2 separate regions of the Mus musculus genome follow, and region 1 is linked to region 2. Evidence: chromatin contacts called from ENCODE Hi-C or POLR2A ChIA-PET data. All regions are on one chromosome and are shown on one strand. Each heading gives the region's core, a stretch centred on a gene start or an enhancer-like site at or near the end of the contact. The rest is flanking DNA. Distances are from core to core; before and after follow the strand shown. Region 1 overlaps Ak5 (adenylate kinase 5). Region 2 holds the start of Nexn (nexilin).

Region 1 (5,997 bases), core at 871-3,370, 200 kb before region 2:
CAGGTTAGTGGGGAAGGTAGGAGGCAGTCTAAGGCAACAGCGTCTAGGGACATCATACGGTCTAGGGACCAAGAATCATACGGAGCAGTCAAAGGAGCACCCCCAGAGAGGAGGCCGGAAGTTCCGGAGGCTAGATCACTCACTTGTCTGTGACAATAAAACCTGGTGGAGAGGCATGCAAGAATACATCAAAGTGGAGCCAGCGTGCACAAGGGGGCTGAGGTAATCTGGGGCTTCCATCTGGAATTTACCCCACTGTCTTGTGGAGAAAAGATCCAGGGGGAGGAGGGGCCACTAAGAGGCTATGGGAGTCACCTGGGGCAAAGCTAAGGGAACGCAAGGACTGGTACAAGGGTACATACAGTCTTCTTCCTCCTCTTCCCGACGTGGCCGGCACCAGTCAGCCGCAACAACCTGCTTCCCCAGGCTACATTATCCATCCCTTAAATGACAGAGAGTGAATTCCCAACCCCCCAAACCTGCCCATGTTTGTTTGTTTGTTTGTTTGTTTCCCAGAATCCTAAACCCTTGGTTAAGAAAGGTCTATACCGTGCTTCCGACTATGACCCCTGGATGCTGAACTTTTTTTTATAGGGTTTCCTGTAATCACTTGTTATTTAAAAAGAAAACCAAACGACAAAACAAAACAAAAACCTCAAAGATTTATTATACCTTAAAAAATAAAATAAGCAGGCTGACAAAATATCTAAATGGGCAAAGGCAGCTGCTATCAAGCCTGGAGCCCTGAGCTCGGGTCCCAGGACCTACACAGACGACGAAGGGACCAACTCCCACAAGCTCGCTCCTCTTGACTTTGCGTACTGGCATGCATAAGATCAAAAGCAGTTAGTAGCCAGGTGTGGTGGCTCACGCCTTTAATCCCAGCACTGGGGAGGCAGAGGCAGGCGGATTTCTGAGTTCGAGGCCAGCCTGGTCTACAGAGTGAGTTCCAGGACAGCCAGGGCTACACACAGAAACCCTGTCTCGAAAAAAAAAAAAAAAAAAGTAGTTAGTAAACAAACATGACATCATCGAGTGTGCACATGGCTTACAACCTCAGGGCTGGGTAAGGGCCCAGGGCTCTTCCAGAGGTCAGCGGCTTGATTTCTAGCCCCCACGTGATGACTCACAACTGTCCGTTAACTCGAGTCCCTGGGGGTCTGACAGCCTCTTCTGTCCTCCAAGGACACTGCGTGCACACGGGGCACAGATACGTGCAAGCAGTGCAACTGTGCACATACAAATAAATAAATAAACAAGTAAATAAATAAGGAAATGAAAGAACGTCAGGCCTCCAAGAACCTTCATAACCTGCATCATCTTGGAAGCTTCCCATTTTGTGCCGCCTGGAACAACCAAGGAATCTGCTTCCGTCCTGAGACTGAGGAAAGCCAGATGTAATTTACAGTTTATCCCATTTGAGAATCAGGAAAAAAAAAGCCCTTCTCTCACTCTGGAATCATCTGAATCTAAACCTACAGACTCACCAATGAATGGCTCATTGACACTGAGCTAATAAGCTTTCCAGAGATATCCGACTTCTGTTATACTTACGGTACTCTGTCACTCTCCAAGAAATCGGTTCCCAGGCCTCTCTGGCTCATCTCTCAGGCATCCTTTTATTGGGGATGCTGGCAACTGGATCCACAGAGACGTGACATTTACAATCTACTTTGTTAGTGCTGAAAACGGACACCAGAGAACCACGGGGAGAGAGCCCTAGTAGCTCGGTTGCACCGCCTTGCCAGGTCCACTGTACATACACTCCACTCCACGCCTACATGTATGTGTGACAGAGAAGCAATGCACAGCTTCTGCTTCCATCTCAGCAAGCAGAGGGAGGAGCCACTCAGCCGGCTTCTCCCTCCATCGGTTCTCCAGGCAGCTGCCATCATCTTCAAGCTCCCCTCCCCAGGCTGTAGCAGCCTCCGCGGATAGGAGAGCCCCACAGATAGGTGAACTAGCCCAGGGGAGGGAAGACTTGCCTACTGTGGGCGAATTTACTACTAAGTAAGTAGCTGGACATGAAGCACTTGGGGGTGAAACGTGCCAACACTGACGGAATATTGCTGGACACACTGCTCTGGGTGTTGGAAAGTCCCAGGCCAGACTTGTGACCCTCGGTGAGTCACCTTGTTTAAAACCCTTTCTGATATAAAGTAGAGCTGACAGTGGCCCCTGGAATTCCTCCAGTCTATTTCTGTAGTGTTCTTCAGGCGGGGGGCTTTCCCACTAGTTTTAAAGGAATACATGCTTAGTCTTGAAAGTATACAAGACCCACTTCTGAGTCCCACCACCCACCCAGAGCGATCACTCAGGCACCCAGCCTGGACAGTGCGGCAGACACTGTTGCCACACGACTCCTAGCTGGCCTATGCAGACAGTACAGGAGGCTGTGGTGCTGACTCTAACCCTAGTCCACTGTCACAGCTCGGTTGGTTCCAAAAGCCCACATTGCCAAGACACAAAAACCAAAGCTGCAGCTCAGAAAGCTACCAGCTTCAGGACTCCAGACGAAAGCAAAGAGAAAGAAGAAAGGAAACGAGCAGCCACTGGGCCCCAGTGCCAGTTCCGTATGCTCGCTTATGGGATTTAAAACAACAGCAAGAAATTTAACTTTATACTCACCGGGGAAATTCCTCCCTACAGCTTCCTATCAAGTTTCAGACCCAGGATGGCAGATCCTTCAGAAGCAAATCCACTCACCAGGTTTTCTACCAAACACACGAAGACATCTCAGTTTGACTAGAGAGTCAGCACTGGAGTTTTTGGGGTGAAGTAAATCATGAAACTCATTTTGACTAAGAAGCCGCTGAGGTAACAGGACAGCTTACACGCGGTAGAGGCTGGCCCGAGCTCACAACTGCTCCAAGAGAGTCTCGTTCTCACCCTGCTAGTCCCATGAACTCTCTTCTGCTCTCAGAGGACGTGGAACTCGGGCATCTTGTTAGCTAACCGTTCTAAACGTGCTAATACTACAAGCTCCAAAAACGGATGTGAGCATTGGACAAGCATGCTCGGTGTGGTGACACATGCCTGTAGGCCCAGCACCCAGGAAGTGTGGTTCAAAGCCAGCCTGGGATGTAGAGCAAGCTCAAGGCCAATTTGGGCTCCACAACTCCTTGTCTCAAAACAAAACAAAGTACCCCACAAAACTTAGCTCTGTGTAAAGTGGTTCTGTCTGGTTCCTTTGCAGCTATAAACAATGATAAAAGAATCACTTAATTTTCTTTTAAAATTCTCCATGGGAACTGAGATGAACAGAGTATCTCTGGGACAGAGGGAAGTGCTGAGGAGCCTGTGAAGAACCAGAGGAGAAATTCAGAGGAGACTGGGGGTTCTGGGTCAACCCTGTTCCTCTAGCTTCCTTTGCTCTATAAGACTCCACTTCTGAAATCTATCCTATTTTACCTGCCTGCTGCCAGAAAACGAGGCTGACTATGTGCCTATAGAAAACAAGGCTGACTGCGCGCCTATAGACTCTCCTCTCTCCACTGCTTCTCTGGCCTCCTGAGGATGGAGAGCTGCTAGTGAGTTTCCCTTTCATGCCAGCAAAACGGCGAGTTTCCACCAGGAAAGCCAACGGTGTCGCTTTGTCTTTCAACTTCCAGGCATTTGGATTTCACGAAAGCAAACACCACAGCATGAGTCTCTGGAGAGAAGTTTTCCATAATTTAAAAACAAAACAAAACAGCTCCCAAAAGAAGAAAGCAATCCCCATATTTAAGTCATGATGTAAAATGAAGGAGGTATTACATGTAGACTGAGCTGGGCAGGGGTCTTGTGAAAGCTCTAGAGTCTAGTGTCAACTAGCCCCCACCCTATACACACAGACACACAGACACACACAGTCTCACACACACACACACACACACACACACACACACACACACACACACACACACACACCTTTTCAAAAGGCAGATAGATGCCTAGTGGTAAACACTTTTACTCTCACCCTTTGGGAGGCAGAGGGAGCTCAGGGCTGGTCTTGTCTACCTAGAGTTCCAGGAGAGCCAAATTGACACAGTGAGTCCTTGTCTCAAAAAGACAGTGAAGTCAGACTTGACTAGCAGCAGCAGCACCAGACCTGGAGTTTGCTTGGCTCTAGTTCAGTCCCTTCACGGAACACCAGAAACAGGTGACAAGCCCAGGGGAAAGCTGAGATATGTGGGAGAACAACAAGCTTGGGCATGTGGCTGTTCCAATACAGGACTCTGCTTCCCTCAACTGCTGGCAGTTCTTTGAGGTTTTACCATCTCTCCCGTGTCCCTGAGGAGCCTTTACATGCTGATGGGTTTCACAGAACAAGCCCATGTGCTTCTTTACAGCCCACTCGCCACTTCCCGTTCCACCATTGCTTCTTGACCCATGGCCAACCATCCAGTCGTCTTCAACTAGCTGATCAATAATGATGTAGATGACAGGTGTCAAACTTAAATTTTGAACCCGTCACTTCTTTGCTAAGTGAGCTTGGGTAATATAAACCACCTTCCAGTCACCGCCCCTTTCAGGTCAGTCATTACATCACTGCTTACGTGTCACACGTGTCATCACTAGCCATGTTTATCATTCAGTGTTGCTCCTCCCTGGCCTCATGCTTACACTGAACCAGCTCGCACTCCCGGCCGAACTCCTCCGTCAGTTAGCACCATGCCTGTGCACTGTTATCTCTTGTGTCTGGTCATGGACTGTACTGCACTCAGCAAAACTTGAGCTCCCCAGGAGGATAAAGAAAAGGAGACAGAGGCATAGAGAAAGCTGGGTGCTGTCAGGGACCTAAACACAGGAGAGGCAACTCCTGGTCCCGAGGCAGAGCCTGTGGCTCACAGGGTAAGTGCAGGGTAGAGAGCCTCAACTGAGGCTCCAAAAGAGAGAGCATGGTATGTTGTTCAAGGGACTTCTTGAAATATGTCCACTTTGAAGAGTAAGACAGACCCTCACATACCCTCCAAACAGCCCAAGAAACGGACTCAGAAGCCCAGCCACTGTGTCTAACTCTCAGGTAGCATCCTTCTCCACGAGAACCCACCATGACCCCTGACTCTTATGAGTCACCTCCAATTATCTTTATGGTCTGATCACCTATGAACGGGTCAATATAACCCGGCTTTGCCCCTGACCATGTCTGTGCAATCAAAACCCCAGTACTATATAATCTTGATGTGAATCTGTTACGGGAGCCCTTGGCAGGCGGGGGCCAGAAGAGCAGAGATTCAAGGTCACCCGTTACACAAGGCCAGCCTGCGATACTTGAAACTCTCAAAGGGGGAGGGAAAGGAGCAATAAAATCTAATAAATGAAAAAAATGATGCCAGATATATTTTTCGGGAGTTCTTACACATGTAAAACTGATTCCTGGCTGCAAAATTGAAAGTGACGTAGATCGGCAGCAAGAGTTGAAAAAAGACATGATGTGTTTCTCAAAGTTGCCACAAACTGCCTTCAAGAAAACTGCCTTCTGCGTCGTGGGCACAACCATGCTTCCCACAGTGCTAGCCACAGTATTCACGGTACGGAATCAGCTCGGGAGCCCATCAAAGGATGAAGAAAATGGGGTTTATTCCAGCATAAGAAAGCAAAGCATCACTTGTATACAGGGGAGTGAAAGAACTGGAGAGCAGGCTAAGTAAATACTCAGAAAACAAATATTGTATGTTTTCTCTTGTATGCACAATCCACTAACAGGGTATTATCTGGAAGAGAGAGGGGGTAGTGTGAAGAGGGGATGAGAGAGTAGGGAGCTATCTGCGACGGAGGGGTGCTATTTAAAGACAGCATGGTGAAACCCATTATTTAGTACAATTAGCACATGGCAGAATCACCTGGAAAACATGTGGACTGCCCGGAGCCTCTAGCAAGGCGCTGGCAGCTGTTCTGGGCAGAGCTTGGGCTTGAACACTGGCTACTGCGCATTAGTCGGTTCTTAGTACTACCACCCCAGTCTCCCTAAGGGGTGCTGATCACCAGGCCTCTCTGTCGTTGTCTTCTGTTACT
Region 2 (5,285 bases), core at 2,726-5,225:
GAGGTCCAGAGTTTGAATCCCAGGACCGTAAAATACAACTAAAACAGGTTGGGAACAGACGTAGTTGATTCAGGATAAATACAGCAGGAATTCATATACATATTTGCAAATCTTGAGTTTGATTTAGATTTTAAAACTTAACCTATCTTGATTCCCACCAGCTGTCGGCTGCCGGAAGTATTCCCAAACAAAAGAGTTCTCCCTGCTTTGAAGGTCAGAAACCTGTCTCCGAAGCCGGGTGTGGTGGCGCACGCCTTTAATCCCAAGCACTCGGGAGGCAGAGGCAGGCAGATTTCTGAGTTCGAGACCAGCCTGGTCTACAGAGTGAGTTCCAGGACAGCCAGGGCTATACAGAGAAACCCTGTCTTGAAAATTGAAAAACTAAAAAAAGAAAGAAAGAAAGAAAGAAAGAAAGAAAGAAAGAAAGAAAGAAAGAAAGAAAGAAACCTAAAGCCTGCTAGTTCTGTCTGAGAAGAAGCTAAGCAGCCCCACTCACTCCCTTTCCGTCAGCAAATGCCGTGGCCTGTCATCTTGGTTCTGCAGAGCCCTCTTCCTCTGTCTCCTGTCTCCTCCCTCACCGCGCTTGTCTATGTGCAGCACTTGAGCTAAGTCAAAGGAACTGCAATCAGCACATAGCGTGCCACTACTCTGTCCAAGATCCCCTCGTGGCTCCCTGTCTTAGAGTGGGATCAGAATCCCTAGGTGCCCACCAGAACTTCGGCATGCCAGCTCCTGCCCACCTTGCTGCCATTATTTTACCAGTCATGTCTTAGGCTTCACCCACACGAGCCTCCTTATTTTTCCTAGCACTTGTTAGATAGGATCCTTCTGTGGAGCAGTTCTTTCCCAGATATTCACATCTTAAACTCTTTACATAGCTCTCTGCCTCCTGGGGTGGAGATAGGGCTTGTTTCATTCATGTAAACTGTGTGAGGGTGCTGAGTCCTCTGTGGTGATAAACCGTAGTAGAACCTTTAAGCCCTTTCAGCGAGAGGCTGCTAGGGCTGAGGAGAGAATTCAGTCAGAAAAGTGCCTGCCTTGCCATCATGAGGACCCAAGATCAGCTCTCATTACCTAGTGTACAGATGTCAGGCATGGCAGTGCTCACTTGGGGAGGAGGAGGCAGGACATCCCTGTAGCTGGCTGCTCAGCCTGACTAACTGAGCTCCAGGCCTGTCAGAGACTCAAGAAGGTGGATGCTCTTCCTAAGCAAATAGTACCTGAAGTGTTCTCTGGCCTCCACATGTACACACGTGCATCCACATGCATTTCAATACATGCATGCACACCACACATGCAAAACAAAGAGGCACTGGCATCCACAGTGGTCATTAGCGGCCCCTCCTACACCATGCCTTCCCATCTCTATATGTGATCTCTCCCACAAATTCTGTGCTAACGGGTGCCACCTGAACCAATGTCCACATCGTGCTCAAGCCAGTCCCACCACCACGTTCTAGAATAATGAGCGAAGTAAGCCGCAGGTAACTGTGGAGTTACTCGGCCTCAGGCGGCTGTTACAGTAAGAGAAGTACTAATGCGCTGCCTCCTGTTGAAGCCCGGGCTGTCCTTGAGACTCGCAGGAGACTGGCCATCGAGAGACACAGCCTAATTCCCAGGTGCGCTTCTATCCTCCTTCATCGGGAGTCTGTGTTCCTTGAGAGCATGAGTGCCTGCCGTCACCGCAGTCGGATGTCTGTGACTGGTCATGTTGAATGGATGATGGAATACTGGGAACAGGCAGCCTTTCTGTGCTCCGTGTCACAGTCATCCTTTCTGCGGCTGGAAGACTCTCACAACGGAAGGGACAACGGCTTTACTGAGCTCAGTTCCAGGTCACAGTCCATCATTTTGGGTTACTCATAGCCACATTCACGGTCAAAAGCAGAGAAAGATAGGGGACCAGATGTGGTGACCCAGAGTTAATCACAGCCAAGGCCAGCCTGGACTACATACCCAGCTCCAGGCCAGCTAAGGTGCCATAGCGAGACCCTGACTTTAAAGAAAAGGCAGAGTGAGTGAATGCATGTGTGTTTACCCACAGCCTCCTCCTCTTCCACACAGTCCAGGACTCAGAGCCAGGACAGAACAGAGCCCACCTGAAGGTGCGTCTCGCCACCTAACGTAACCCAATTAAGAGACAGGTGGACTGTATCACACATTCCCTCATTGAGTCTCTTCCCAGCGGTTCTCAACCTTCCTAGTGCTGTGTCTTTTTAATACCCTCATGTCGTGACTCCCCAAAATAAAACTATTTTCATTGCTGTTTCATAGCTGCAATTCTGCTCCTGTTATGAATTATAATGCAAATGGTCTTATGTGACCCGCAGATTGAGAATGTTCTAACATGTTCACCTGACAATTACACTACCGGAGGCACAGCGGGATGCTCTCCGTGTTTATGGAGAAAATGGACAGTTTTGCACGATTTGATGAGGCTATTGGGTAGAAATACAAATCTCATCCTTTAAAAATCAGAATAAAGAGCTGGAGAGATGGCTCAGCGGTTAAGAGCACCGATTGCTCTTCCAGAGGTCCTGAGTTCAGTTCCCAGCAACCATATCATATGGTGGCTCACAACCATCTGTAATGAGATCCGATTCCCTCTTCTAGTGTGTCTGAAGGTAGCTACAGTGTACTCATAAAATGAATAAATTAATAAATCTTTTAAAAAGTGGGCCTAGTGAGGAGCTACCCTCAGAAGGGTAATTAGCTCTCATGGGTCTCCAAATAGTTTTTTTTTTTTAATCAGAATAAAGATACAATTATAAGTGCACGGTGAGGAAAAGACTCCTCGAGCCTTGCAGTAGACATGGAGAGCGCTGGGAGGGGCTTCCGGGAGAGGAGCGGTTCAAACGGAGGGGTCCTGTAGGGAGCTTGTATGGGGCTGTGGACATTCCCATGAACGGAACAGGTGAAGGCACCGAATCGTGGAAGGGACGAGCCGGCCTCCAGACCTCCTATTGACATTTACCTCCTGGTGATAGTGAGGGCTGGGATGGCAAACCACTATATTCAAGAGCAATAACATCACCTGAGCTTTGGTCTGTCTGCTGATGGAATCAGAAGTGGTTTCCTTTGTCCCTGGGTCACCTACCTCGGTGCCTCTCATTTTTCTTTTCTTTGGGGATTTCCGAGAGATGGCCTATTGAAGCCCGGGCTGTCCTCAGACTCTCTATAGTGAAGACTAGCTTTGGAACTCTGCTCGTGCCGTCCCCTCCTAAGTGCTGGGGCCCCCCTCTCTGTCCCCCGCCCCCCACCCCGCACTGGCTAACTTGTTTCACTAATGCTGTTTTTGTTGTGTGGCTCTGGGAGGTGACCCCGGGGCCTTGTTTTGTGACACAAACATGCTCCTCATAGAGCTATGGCTCCTCGGTTTGGTTGGTTGCTGTTGATGGAGTGAAGCGGGGCCTCTCTTTATCCAAAGAGGCCTCAGCTGGGCTTGCCTCTCACACTCCAGTGTAGTTTTCCTGGCAGGCTTGTGCCTAACACTCACGTCGTGCTTTTAGATGATGTGAGAGCGCAGATTTGTATTGCCTTCAGCTAAGGAAAGGTGAGCCGTTGAGTTAAGAGCAGGCTCTTATCCCGTTCCCTTGAGCGTCTTTTCCAGTCACCTCTCCTCGAGGTTAAAGAGGAGCGGCAGACAGACTCAGCGTTTTCACACTGTCGCCCCATTCCTTCCGAAGGAAAGGGGAAGCTGGCCAGAAGTCAGGGAGTTTTATGGGCTACTAGGGCAGGTAGAGAATCTGAGGGAAGCGGGCCGGCAGGTTGCCAGGAGGCAGCCTGCGGTGGCAGCCAGCGCCCCTCTTCTTTCTGGGTGACTCTCCACCCTCTGCTGCGCGGCGGTGGGGGTGGGGACTGGCCTGGTCCGGGAACAGCTGCAGCGGGCGCTGGGCCCGTCTGGAATGCGGGAGCCGCTGCACCAGGACTTTTATGGAAACTTGCTGCTGGCGCGCGGCGGCCAGCGGGCTCGGGCGGCGGGAGCGGCGGGGGCAGCGCGCAGAGCCCGACACGCAGCGCGGAGCGGGAGGAGCGGCGCCCGGGCGGCGGCAGGCGGGTAGGAGGGCTGGGCTGGGCTGGGCTGGGCGGACGCGGCGGGGCTCCGGGCCCTCCTGGTGGCCTGCGCTCGGCCAGACCATCCTGGGCTGCGGGGGTTGGGGGTCCCTCGCCGGGCCGGGCGCTTCTGCTCCACCTGCATCTGGGCGGCTGAGTTTGGGGGAGAGTGTTTCCATGAGCCGAATGTGTGTACGCTCTCCGCCGGGGACCCCTAGGGTCCGAGCGGGCGAGTTCACTGTGGCACCCAACACGTGCCCACTGCGGACTCCGCCAGCTGTGGCTGAGATTTTAAAGAAATTGCGGATGGGTCCGTGGAAGCGGGGAAATTAAGGATTTATTAGGCTGCCATGCCCGGCCTCCAAATTGTTCCCCAGTGCCAAGACAGGGATACACTTGGAGGTTGAGCAGCTAGCTCTAAAAGTCAGAGTAAAGGCATCATATGTGAGATGTTCAAGAGTAATATATACATATATGTTTATATACACATATACATAACACATACATACAGGTCTCTCTCTTTGTGTGTGTGTCTGAATGAAGAAGGAGCAAATTGAGAGATTAGGTGATTGCTCAGTGGCTTGAGATAAGCGTTTTATTTTTAAGGCCACAATGTGGACAAGGAGTTGAGCATAGATAACGTGGTAAAAATAGCACATGGCATGCCCTCACAAAGTGACTACCCTTGGAAAAAGACAGACAGGCAGAGAAAAGAAGCCCCACGAAGAAATCACCTTTCTGACCGGGGCGTCATTCATCAACCAACTTTTGTATAGGAGCCGCGCGGCCCATTGCACGAGTCTCAGAAGTATGTTCCCGGTATTGTGAAACGAAGTTTTTAGACTGTCTTGGTCACACGATAGTGTGTGAACTACATAAAATTTCCCCCAATATTATTCATTTATATGTTGAACTGCCACTGTAAGAAAATCCAAATTGCATGTTTTTGTTTTTTTGTTTTGTTTGTTTTGCGTTTGGGTGTGTTTGTATGGGGAAAGTGCATAATTAACTGAAGGAAAGTCTTTTGTTTGTGCGTGGGGGCGGAGGTGGTAATATAAACAGATTTCATGCTGTGTAGTTGGTGCCTGCTAGGCAAGCTCTCTTGCTTCTAAGTTCTTTCCTTATCTATTTTACTAGGTTTTCCAGGCGAGCCTTGAACTCGGTAGTGCCGGCAGGCAGGACTGTGACCGTCCCAGCCTCCAGCGCAGTTGGAATTACAGGCCAGCACCCTG

What was found. A loop is a pair of places that touch in the nucleus more often than their neighbours do. ChIA-PET counts read pairs that join two places held with the same protein, here RNA polymerase II (POLR2A).
Region 1: a map of v-Abl transformed pro-B cells shows a loop between it and region 2 (2.6-fold over the local background). The contact joins the enhancer-like site here to the promoter of Nexn in region 2. A Hi-C loop is called at or near these places in 1 of 37 maps with a recorded cell type or tissue (v-Abl transformed pro-B cells). POLR2A ChIA-PET finds 5 or more read pairs at or near these places in 1 of 5 experiments (embryonic stem cell).

The regions. Positions count from the first base shown.
Region 1 is chr3:152,465,679-152,471,675 of GRCm38, reverse strand. All of the region lies in intron 13 of Ak5 (adenylate kinase 5), which reads left to right. Among named protein-coding and RNA genes, the nearest start is that of 3110067G11Rik, 21 kb to the left of the region's middle. Within about 2 kb of position 2,120, at least 1 of the 3 ENCODE cell types and tissues checked has a DNase peak (open chromatin) inside an H3K27ac peak, as active enhancers do.
Region 2 is chr3:152,264,485-152,269,769 of GRCm38, reverse strand. Nexn (nexilin) reads left to right here and starts at 3,975. Exons shown (of 14, transcript NM_001357206.1): 1 at 3,975-4,057. It overlaps Gm31999 (a long non-coding RNA gene), which reads right to left and starts at 3,250. Exons shown (of 2, transcript XR_376257.1): 1 at 3,098-3,250; 2 at 2,732-3,009.